Regions from separate parts of the Homo sapiens genome. Here regions 2 and 3 are each linked to region 1. A link is a contact called in ENCODE Hi-C or POLR2A ChIA-PET data. All regions are on one chromosome and are shown on one strand. The core of a region is the stretch at or near the end of the contact, and the rest is flanking DNA. Distances in the headings are between cores, read along the strand shown. Region 1 holds the start of ISCU (iron-sulfur cluster assembly enzyme). Region 2 overlaps DTX1 (deltex E3 ubiquitin ligase 1). Region 3 holds the start of MAPKAPK5 (MAPK activated protein kinase 5).

Region 1 (2,747 bases), core at 151-2,650:
AAGACCCGCTGAGGCAGAAGCTGCCCGCGGCGCGCGCCTTATCAAAAACCCGTTTTCTTGCCATTGAAAGAGAAACTGGGAACTTAGATAACAGGAAAATCTCCACATACACTAAATTCACATTATTTTATACCCTGTAAAAGCTCCCACCAGATATAAAAACTCATTATAATGGCATGCGTTCCGTCACAACTTCGGACAGAAGTTGGGTCTTTGGGCAGGAAGTGGAAGCCATAGAGGAAGTCATGGAGCGAGAGTGATGTCTGTAGTGAAGAATTTGGCGCCATCTTGAGAAGGTCAAAGTGATTCTTCGATTAAATGCCTTACTTATCGCCTAGTGTGACCTGGCGCTTGGGTTTACTCTCCCCAGCAACTGCGCCTCAAACGCAAAGAAAACTGCAGGTCCTCGGGGAAGGATCGATTTCACCATTCAAGAGAAAAATCCATTTCCCAGATTCCTCCCCTTTATGTAAACGTCTGGTACCTAGTAGACGTTAAATACACGTGAGTTTTCCGGTTTTATAAGATCACATACTGCAAACCAACAGTAAATTACATTAATACGCATTTCTTTAGAAATTCTTAATTGCTAGGCACTGACATATAAATTGAGTTTGCTGTTGTTTTAGAGAGAAAAATAGACATATTCATTTTTTTTCAATCAGGACATGGTATTCGTTTCCTTCTTAAGCTTCCCATTTTTGAGGTAGGAAAGTATTGGTGTGTGTCTCTATCTCTACCTTGCTCCCTCATTAGCAGGCTTAATGGGCAGGAATTATGTCTGTTTTGCTTTCCGTTGGATCCCCGGGTCTAGTAGAGCGCCTTGACACATAGTAGGTACTCGACACAGATGCTGGCTTCATGATGAAGCAATTGTCCTCGAATTAATACAAAAGGGAAGATTCAGACTCAGCGAGCCGGTACCATTCGTCTAGGGACACACAGCCAGGAAGGAACCGAACCAGGATTCTAACCCAGGATTACCCAAGTTCGAATTCTAATTGAACATAAGTCCTTAGCGACCTTGGACGGACTTACTAAACTGCCCTGAATCTCGGCTTCCTTAGCTGCAAAATAGGGTTAGGAAAAGTGGACTCGGTGCTCCTCTGCGCCGCATTCCCGCAGCGGGATTTGTGAAAGCGAACTTGAGCCCCACACTGCAGAAGCCCTGAGGTCCTGTCTCAACCAGAATCCAGCACCCAGGACAAGCCCTCCAGCGACTTCAGACCTTCCCGCTCCCGACCCCGCCCGCCCCCGAGAGGCGTGGTCAAGGCGGGGCCAGAAGGCGGACGCGTGCACGGAGCGGTAAAGCGCAGGCGCAAAGCTTCGGTGACGTCAGAGAGGCGCGCTCCCAGCTCGGAGCCGACTCGCAGACGCGCCCCGCCCCTCGGCGTCGCTCTGGACTGGCGCAGGCGCAAGCCGGCAAGATGGCGGCGGCTGGGGCTTTCCGTCTGAGGCGGGCGGCATCGGCTCTGCTGCTGCGGAGCCCCCGCCTGCCCGCCCGGGAGCTGTCGGCCCCGGCCCGACTCTATCACAAGAAGGTAGGGACAAAAGAGGGACGCGCGGAATGCCGACTCAGCGGAGGCCTGGGCTGGAGGGGCGGCCGCGGGGTTCTGCGCAGCTAGGACTGGGAGCTGTCCCCTCCCACGTCTTTGCCCTGACTCGCTTTCCCTTGCTGCGCAGTGAGGCTCACTGCAACTGATAAACAACAGTTACCGCTCATCGGGCGGCGACTTCCAGGGGGCCCCGCCGCTGGCCGCGACTTCGTGCGTCCCAATTTTAAATTCGCCAACAGCCCAGGAGGCAGGGTCCTGTTGGGACTTGTCTTTCTGAGTCCAGGGACAGACACACCCCCGGAGCGGGCTCCGGCTTCAGCCACTCCGCTGCCCTGGCCAGATGACCTTGGGCTAGTCACTGCGCCTCTCTGAACCTGTTTCCCCAGGTGTAAATGGGGGGCTCTCAGCTGTCCCTTACAAAGGATACTGTGCGTGGAGTCCTGGCATGGTTCCTGGCACATAGGCCCCAGCACGAGGAGACCGTTTCTGTTACTGCTTTAGGAGTGCATAGGGGAGTCAGGCTTGTAACCAACATGCGTAATGTTTTTGTTTTGTTTGGGGGGTTTTTTGGCGGGGAAGGAGGGATAGATTCATAGTCTGCAGCCCCTTGCTGTCTGGTGGCACAAAGTCCCCCAGACGTGAGACTCCCACTCGAGAAACAACTAAAGAATGCCATAAATCAACGTGGCACAAAAGGCCCCTACATTAGATACTATCCTGAGGTCCCTTTTACTTGGAGTCAAAATCCTTAGTCAGATGGGGGGAAAAGGGGACTGGAAGATCGGCGTGCTTACTACTAACCAGTAACCAAACCTCAAGGTTATTAAGGCCTTCTGTGTGCCAGTTCGAATGGATGTTTATTGTGATCTGGCTTCTGCCCTTTCTCCAAGGGCTTCTTCACTCCTCCCCCTCCCGGGGGTGTGTTTTGTTGAGGGTACACCCTGAAGAAACTTGGACTAGCAGCCTTTCAGCAGCCAGGGTGCGCTGCTGCACCAGGGTGATGACAGGCTGTGAAATACGGTAATGGCACTGTTTTTATTTTAAAAGACACATAAACGTACACATTCCATAGCATTGTTCCCTGTGTAACAGTCACCTTAAGGCTTCTAAGAAAGCTTTCCCTCCCTGGGCCATGGTTATTTTTAGAATTTTTAAATAGTAATCATCCTTTGAGGATGGATTTTATTTGAA
Region 2 (2,747 bases), core at 76-2,575, 4.5 Mb after region 1:
GTAGAGGTGGGGTTTCACCATGTTTGCCAGGTTGGTCTCCAACTCCTGACCTCAAGCAATCCACCCACCTTAGCCTCCCAAAGTGCTGGGATTACAGGCGTGAGCCACAGTGCCCAGCCAGGCCTGCTCCCATTTTAAATCCACCCTTGTCCCTCCCATCTCTATCAGATTTGTACAACATTGCCAAGCTGATAATTCCTAAAGAGACGTCATTTAAGTTTCCGTACCCTTGGTTCTTAGTTGAACCTGAGAACTTTTTCCTGTTTACTGGCCATGAGTGGTTCCTTCTTTTGCCAATTACTTGTGTATTTCTTTGGCTTATCCTTCCCTGGAGCTGTTTATTGCTTCCTTATTAATTTGCAAGTGTTCTTCCTGCATTAAGGGCATTAACCCTTTGTCTCCCATCTTTTCTGTAGTTTGCTGTTTCTTTTTCCTTTATAGCATATGTTCATCTGTTTTTTAATTAATTCATTCATATTTATTGAATAACTTCTGTGTGGCAGGCACTGTTTGGGGCCCTGGGGACACAGCAGTGAACTAAACAGACAGTCCTTGCTCTCTTGGAGCTCACATTCTAGTGGGAGACAAACACGAAACAGAATAAATTAATTGTAGAATATGGTAGAAAGTAGTAACTGCTACAGAGGAAAAATATAGGAGAGAAAGGATGTAGGGAGTGATGAGAAGAAAAGGCCTCATGGAGAAGGTAATACCTTCTTGAGCAAAGGTGGAAGGAGGTTAAAAAGCAAGGTATGGTCCAGGCACTGTGGCTCACACCTGTAATCCCAGCACTTTGGGAGGCTAAGGTGGGAGGATCACTTGAGCCCAGGAATTTGAGACCAGCCTGGACAACATAGTGAGACTCCACCTTTACAAAATTTTTTTAAATTAGCTGGGTGCGGTGGTGCGTGCCTGTAGTCCCAGCTACACAGGAGGCTGAGGTGGGAGGATCCCTTGAGCCCAGGTTGCAGTGAGCCAAGATCGAGCCACTGCACTCCAGCCTGGGTGGCAGAGCAAAACCCTGTATCAAGAAAAAAAAAAAAAAGCAAAAGAACTGGGGGAAGAGCATTCCAACATGCCAGACAGCAGAACAGCATGTGCAAAGGCCCTGAGGCAGAGTGGGTCTGGGGTGCCTGAGAAGGCCAGTGTGGTTGGAGAGGCTCAGGGCAATCGGTGGGAAAGAAGTAAGAGAGGAAAAGGCGCCAGGTCACACAGGGTCTGGAAGGTTGCGGTTAGGACTTTGGCTTTTGCTCTGCATGAGAAGGGAACCAGCAGGGCTGTGTGTTGGGAGAGACGGGTGGGACTGTTTTAACAGGTTCACTCTGAATGCTGAGCATAGACCGCAGTGGGGCTGAAGCAGGAGGCCAAGGGCAAAGGGACTTTGTTGTGGTGGGTGTGTTTTAGGGTTTTCCTTCCTTTTTTTTCCTTTTTTCTTTAAATTTCTTGCAGTGATTTTATGCTTTTATTTTTAAAAAATCCACATTTTCTTTCTCCAGATCTTCCATAAGTATTACATTTCAGGGGTTTGAAAATGTTAAAGTACTGACAGGTACACTGTGAAGTCAAGGACCCCACCAGGCCCCTGGCTGCCCACCCTCCCCCACTTTTCTGCCCCGCTAGCCACTGGTGTGCAGTGACTGTCACCCCGCCTCACCGCTGCTGCAAGGTCAAACCAAACACTCCCCCCACCCTGCCCCCCACCTGAAGCACTTCCTGCCCTGCTCCCTGGGAGACCAAACCACACACACTCCTGTCTGCACGTGGCTGCCCCGGGCCGTGGGAACAGCCGGTCCTGCCCTCCCCTCCCCTACCTGACCGGTCCTCCCTGCCCCCAACCATCTCCTCCCGTTCCTTCCCCCGCAGAGAGCTGGGCAGGCTGGAGGACCGGGAGGGTTGAAGAGTGACCCCCGCAGCCCCCATACCTCTAGATAAATCTGAGCCTCCAATACCACTCACACCTCAAAATGTCTCCCGAGGGGACTTTTACATCCTTTAATCTCTAGAACATGGAAGTAAGGGGTCTAGAAGACAGAAGTAAGGGGTCCCATTTCACAGAGGGGACACTGAAGCCCAGAGAAGCTCAGAGGTTTGTCTAGGCAGACGGAGGTGCTGGGGTAAGGAAAGGGGAAGTGAGGACCCCAGACAGCAGCTGAGGAGGAGTCCATGGGCACCTGGTCCCCCGGGCTTGCAGCGATGTCCTTCAAGTCTCTGCAGTGGGGGTGGCGGCAGGGACTTGGCCCCAGGCTGTGTTCCCCAGGACTGTGGGGGGAGGAGGGGGAGAAGGCAGCTATGAGGCAGAGACAGCCCTGAAAGTGGGGAAAGGTGACAGGCTCACACCCCTAGAAAGGAGAAAGGGAGAGGGTGGGGGGTCCCTAAAGCACTGTTCAACTTCCTTCTCCCCATAAAGTGACATCCTCACTTCTGCCCCCTCCTCACCCACTTGGCCCCAAATGACTGAGTCCTGAGGCTCCTGGGGCTCTTTGGGGTCTGCTGGGTAAGTGTGAGGTATCCTGAAGGGGGCCAAGGCCAATGGGGGACCTGGAAACTAGCATCAGAGAAAGTAACAAGTCTAGGCCTGCTGGGGGTGGGAGGGGAGAGATAAGGAGACCAGACTTTGGAGGAGGGAGGGGACTTGGCTGCCCTAAAGGGAGGGTCAGTTGTCAGTGTTTCGGGATCCTGGACCCCTCTAGGGGACAGAGAGAGGTGGCCAAAGCAGGCCAATGGATCCAGTTAGACAGCCCTGATCT
Region 3 (2,747 bases), core at 68-2,567, 3.3 Mb after region 1:
CTCCAACCTCATCCTTTTTATACTTTTTTTTTTCTTTTTTTGAAATAGAGACGGGGTTTCGCCATGTTGGCCAGGCCGGTCTCGAACTCCTGACTTCAAGTGATCCGCCCGCCTTGGCCTCCCGAAGTGCTGGGATTACAGGCGTGACCCACCGCGCCCAGCCTCCAACCTCACCCTTTATCAGTCTCCTCCTACTCGATCTACTCCAGCTACAATGACCTTCTTGCTGATTCTTGAACATATTTAGCTTATTTCCACCTTAAAATTTCTACCCATCTGCCCAGAAATCTTTCCTTGGATTTCCAATAGCCAGCCCTTTCTCATTCCTCAGGGGTCTCAGCTTAAATGTTACCTCCTGAGATTCCTTCCTTAATCATCTAATACGAAGAAGTCCCCACATCCAGTTATTCTCTTACCTCAGCATCCTGTTTATGTTCTTCTTAGCATCAGACTCGGGCTTTTTCCTGTTTATTACCTACTTCGTTTTCCTGAAAGATCCATGTGCCGGTACCATGTGTTGTTCCTACTGTTTCTCCAATGTCTAGTAGATTTGGCACATACTGATGTGCAATTAATACGTGAATGAAGAACCATTGACAGACGATTAGTCAAAAGCTCTTGCAAAGCCCTTTGATAGGTTATCGGTGGAGAGTAGGGAGCACAAACCTGGGGTCCCATTCTAGCTTGACCACTTCTCGGCTGTGCACAAACTAGTCTAGCTCTCCTGAGCCTCAGTTACCTATTTTGCAAATTAGGGATGGGAACATCCATACCTCACGACGCCAAACGGCTACCTTGTAAAGACGAAAGGAGGAAATGCAGGAAATAACTCCACGTAAGGTTAATGCTCCGTAAACAGAGCTGCTACTGCTATTATATATTCTATACAATCCTGCGCCCTTAACGGCAGGACCCTTTCAGTGCTTCAGTCCTGTCTTCTCTCTCCTGGGTTGACCTCCACAGATCCTCTCAGAAGAGCGTTTTCCAGGCGTGAATCTCCGCAGAGTGGAGATAAAGGCTGAGGCCCCAACGCACGCGCACTCACGCGAGTCCGGGCCTATGACGTCATTAGCGCAGCGCCATCGCCGCGGAAGGCCCAGGGGCCTGTCCTGTATGCGGCGTGTCTTAGGGAGGCCCAGGCGGACGCCTGCAAGTCGGGTGCGCGGTTCGGGGGCGGCTCGGAAACCCCAGCGGAAGGCAGCAAGGGGCGCGTGGGGCCGTGGAGTCACGAAGCTGGGCGGCAGGAGGGGCGGCCTGGAGCTCCCGCGGGGCACAGCGCGTGCGTGAGGGCGGCCGGCGGGGCTGCCCGGCGCGGGTGTCCCGGCGATGTGTGGCGCTGAGGCGGCGGCGGGAGCAGCGGCGCCGAGCTCTGCTTCGGCTTCGGCTTCGGCTTCGCGGCGGTGCAGGCGGCGGAGGCGGAGGCGCAGGCTCTTCTTTAGGACCTGGCGAGCCCAGGTCTAAGCGGCGGCCCCGCGAGGCCCTTGCACGGCGCCCCGGGTCGAGGCCCTCCCCGCCTCGCCCTACCCCAGGAGCCTGCCTCCCCAGCTGGGGATGAGGCTAGGAGGCGGCCGCGTGGGGCCCAGCACAAAGACCTGTCCCCAGGGGCCGCCGCCTCCGCCGCTGCTGCTGCCGCCAGCCTAGAGCCGCCCGCCGAAGCAGAGCCGGCGCCGGGGTCCTCATCCCCACCGGTCCCGAGGGGCGGCTGCTGCCCGTCGCCACGAGGCCCAGGGGCCCGAGTGCCGAGCCCTTTGCTCCCTCGGCCGCGCGGGGACAGGGCTGCTGAGCAGCCTCCGCCTCTCCCGGCTGTGGGGGCCCCACTGAGTATGTCGGAGGAGAGCGACATGGACAAAGCCATCAAGGTAAGGGGGAGGTGCCCCCTCTTCCCCCGCGTTGTCCTGTGGCGTTCTTCTCGGCTCTAGCCTCAAAAAGCAGGGAGATTTTGCAGTGAGAGGTTCCATCGACTACCGGGTTTCGGCCTCCCCCGGATTCCGTGGATCGCGCTTTACAGCCCTGGGGCCAAGGGTTATGGGTGTGGGTGTAGGTGTGTGTCCGACTCCCGCCAGCTTCCCTGGTGAGTGTGATTTGTGCTCAGCTGGAACAGAGGTGAGTGGCCTGGAGACACTATTAAGTGTCAATGAATGGGACGAAGAGAGCCCTACTACTACTACTACACGTTTCGATCACTCCCCAAGGCCGCCAGCATTTGCTTCCGGATGGTCTACAGAACTTGGAGAGTTGGAATTTATCCATCCCTCCCGATTTGTTTGAAATCAGCCTTCTGGAAATCTGCAGTTGGAAAAAGGTGGTTCGCCGTACAAAACCTGTCCTTTGGGGAATAGGTTGTCCTCACTTTTCCGTGTATTCTCCCCTTTTTCTTTTTCCTCTTCTTTCTCCTAGGAAGCATTGAGTTTACTTAGGAAAAGTTAACAGTTCCTGTGACTTAACTGCACTTAAACCAAAAGAAAAGCAAATGTGTGTTCGAAAATTACACAAATAAAATAAGTTTTCTAAAACCTGTTTTTAACTTTTTTTTTTTTTAAAGGCACATTTTGCCCACTCAGGGCCAGTTATCTGTCTTGACAGCTGTAGCTAAGAAATTAGTCTTATGAAAATTAAACATTGACGCTTAAAGTTTGATGTATTATTTACTTATTTGTAGTGTTAAGTCAGCCCAGTGCATTGAATAATTTCATTTTATCTTGAAGGACAGGCATCTATTGGCAGCTTGGGGTTATTTTCCCCTTCAA

What was found. Hi-C counts contacts between places; a loop is a spot of excess contacts on that map. ChIA-PET counts read pairs that join two places held with the same protein, here RNA polymerase II (POLR2A). Pooled maps may share reads with other maps.
Region 2: a pooled map shows a loop between it and region 1 (2.4-fold over the local background). The contact joins the enhancer-like site here to the promoter of ISCU in region 1. A Hi-C loop is called at or near these places in 1 of 37 single-sample maps with no recorded cell type and 2 of 50 pooled maps. POLR2A ChIA-PET finds 5 or more read pairs at or near these places in 1 of 52 experiments (OCI-LY7).
Region 3: a loop to region 1 is called in a map of naive thymus-derived CD4-positive, alpha-beta T cell, with 17 times the contacts of the local background. The contact joins the promoter of MAPKAPK5 here to the promoter of ISCU in region 1. A Hi-C loop is called at or near these places in 1 of 168 maps with a recorded cell type or tissue (naive thymus-derived CD4-positive, alpha-beta T cell) and 8 of 50 pooled maps.

What each region holds. Positions count from the first base shown.
Region 1 is chr12:108,561,196-108,563,942 of GRCh38, forward strand. ISCU (iron-sulfur cluster assembly enzyme) reads left to right here and starts at 1,401. Exons shown (of 5, transcript NM_213595.4): 1 at 1,401-1,541. The coding sequence starts at 1,428. RefSeq lists enhancers at 57-116, 127-226, 1,081-1,140, 1,211-1,290, 1,821-1,890 and silencers at 1,501-1,620, 2,581-2,630.
Region 2 is chr12:113,085,231-113,087,977 of GRCh38, forward strand. The region is part of intron 3 of DTX1 (deltex E3 ubiquitin ligase 1); the gene reads left to right. Among named protein-coding and RNA genes, the nearest start is that of DTX1, 30 kb to the left of the region's middle. RefSeq lists a silencer at 1,594-1,683. Within about 2 kb of position 1,326, at least 9 of the 41 ENCODE cell types and tissues checked have a DNase peak (open chromatin) inside an H3K27ac peak, as active enhancers do; they include OCI-LY7, where a contact is called at or near this core.
Region 3 is chr12:111,840,911-111,843,657 of GRCh38, forward strand. It overlaps MAPKAPK5 (MAPK activated protein kinase 5), which reads left to right and starts at 1,318. Exons shown (of 14, transcript NM_003668.4): 1 at 1,318-1,859. The coding sequence starts at 1,824. MAPKAPK5-AS1 (MAPKAPK5 antisense RNA 1) reads right to left here and starts at 2,095. Exons shown (of 2, transcript NR_015404.2): 1 at 417-2,095. RefSeq lists enhancers at 894-1,173, 1,904-2,003 and silencers at 1,204-1,383, 1,464-1,813.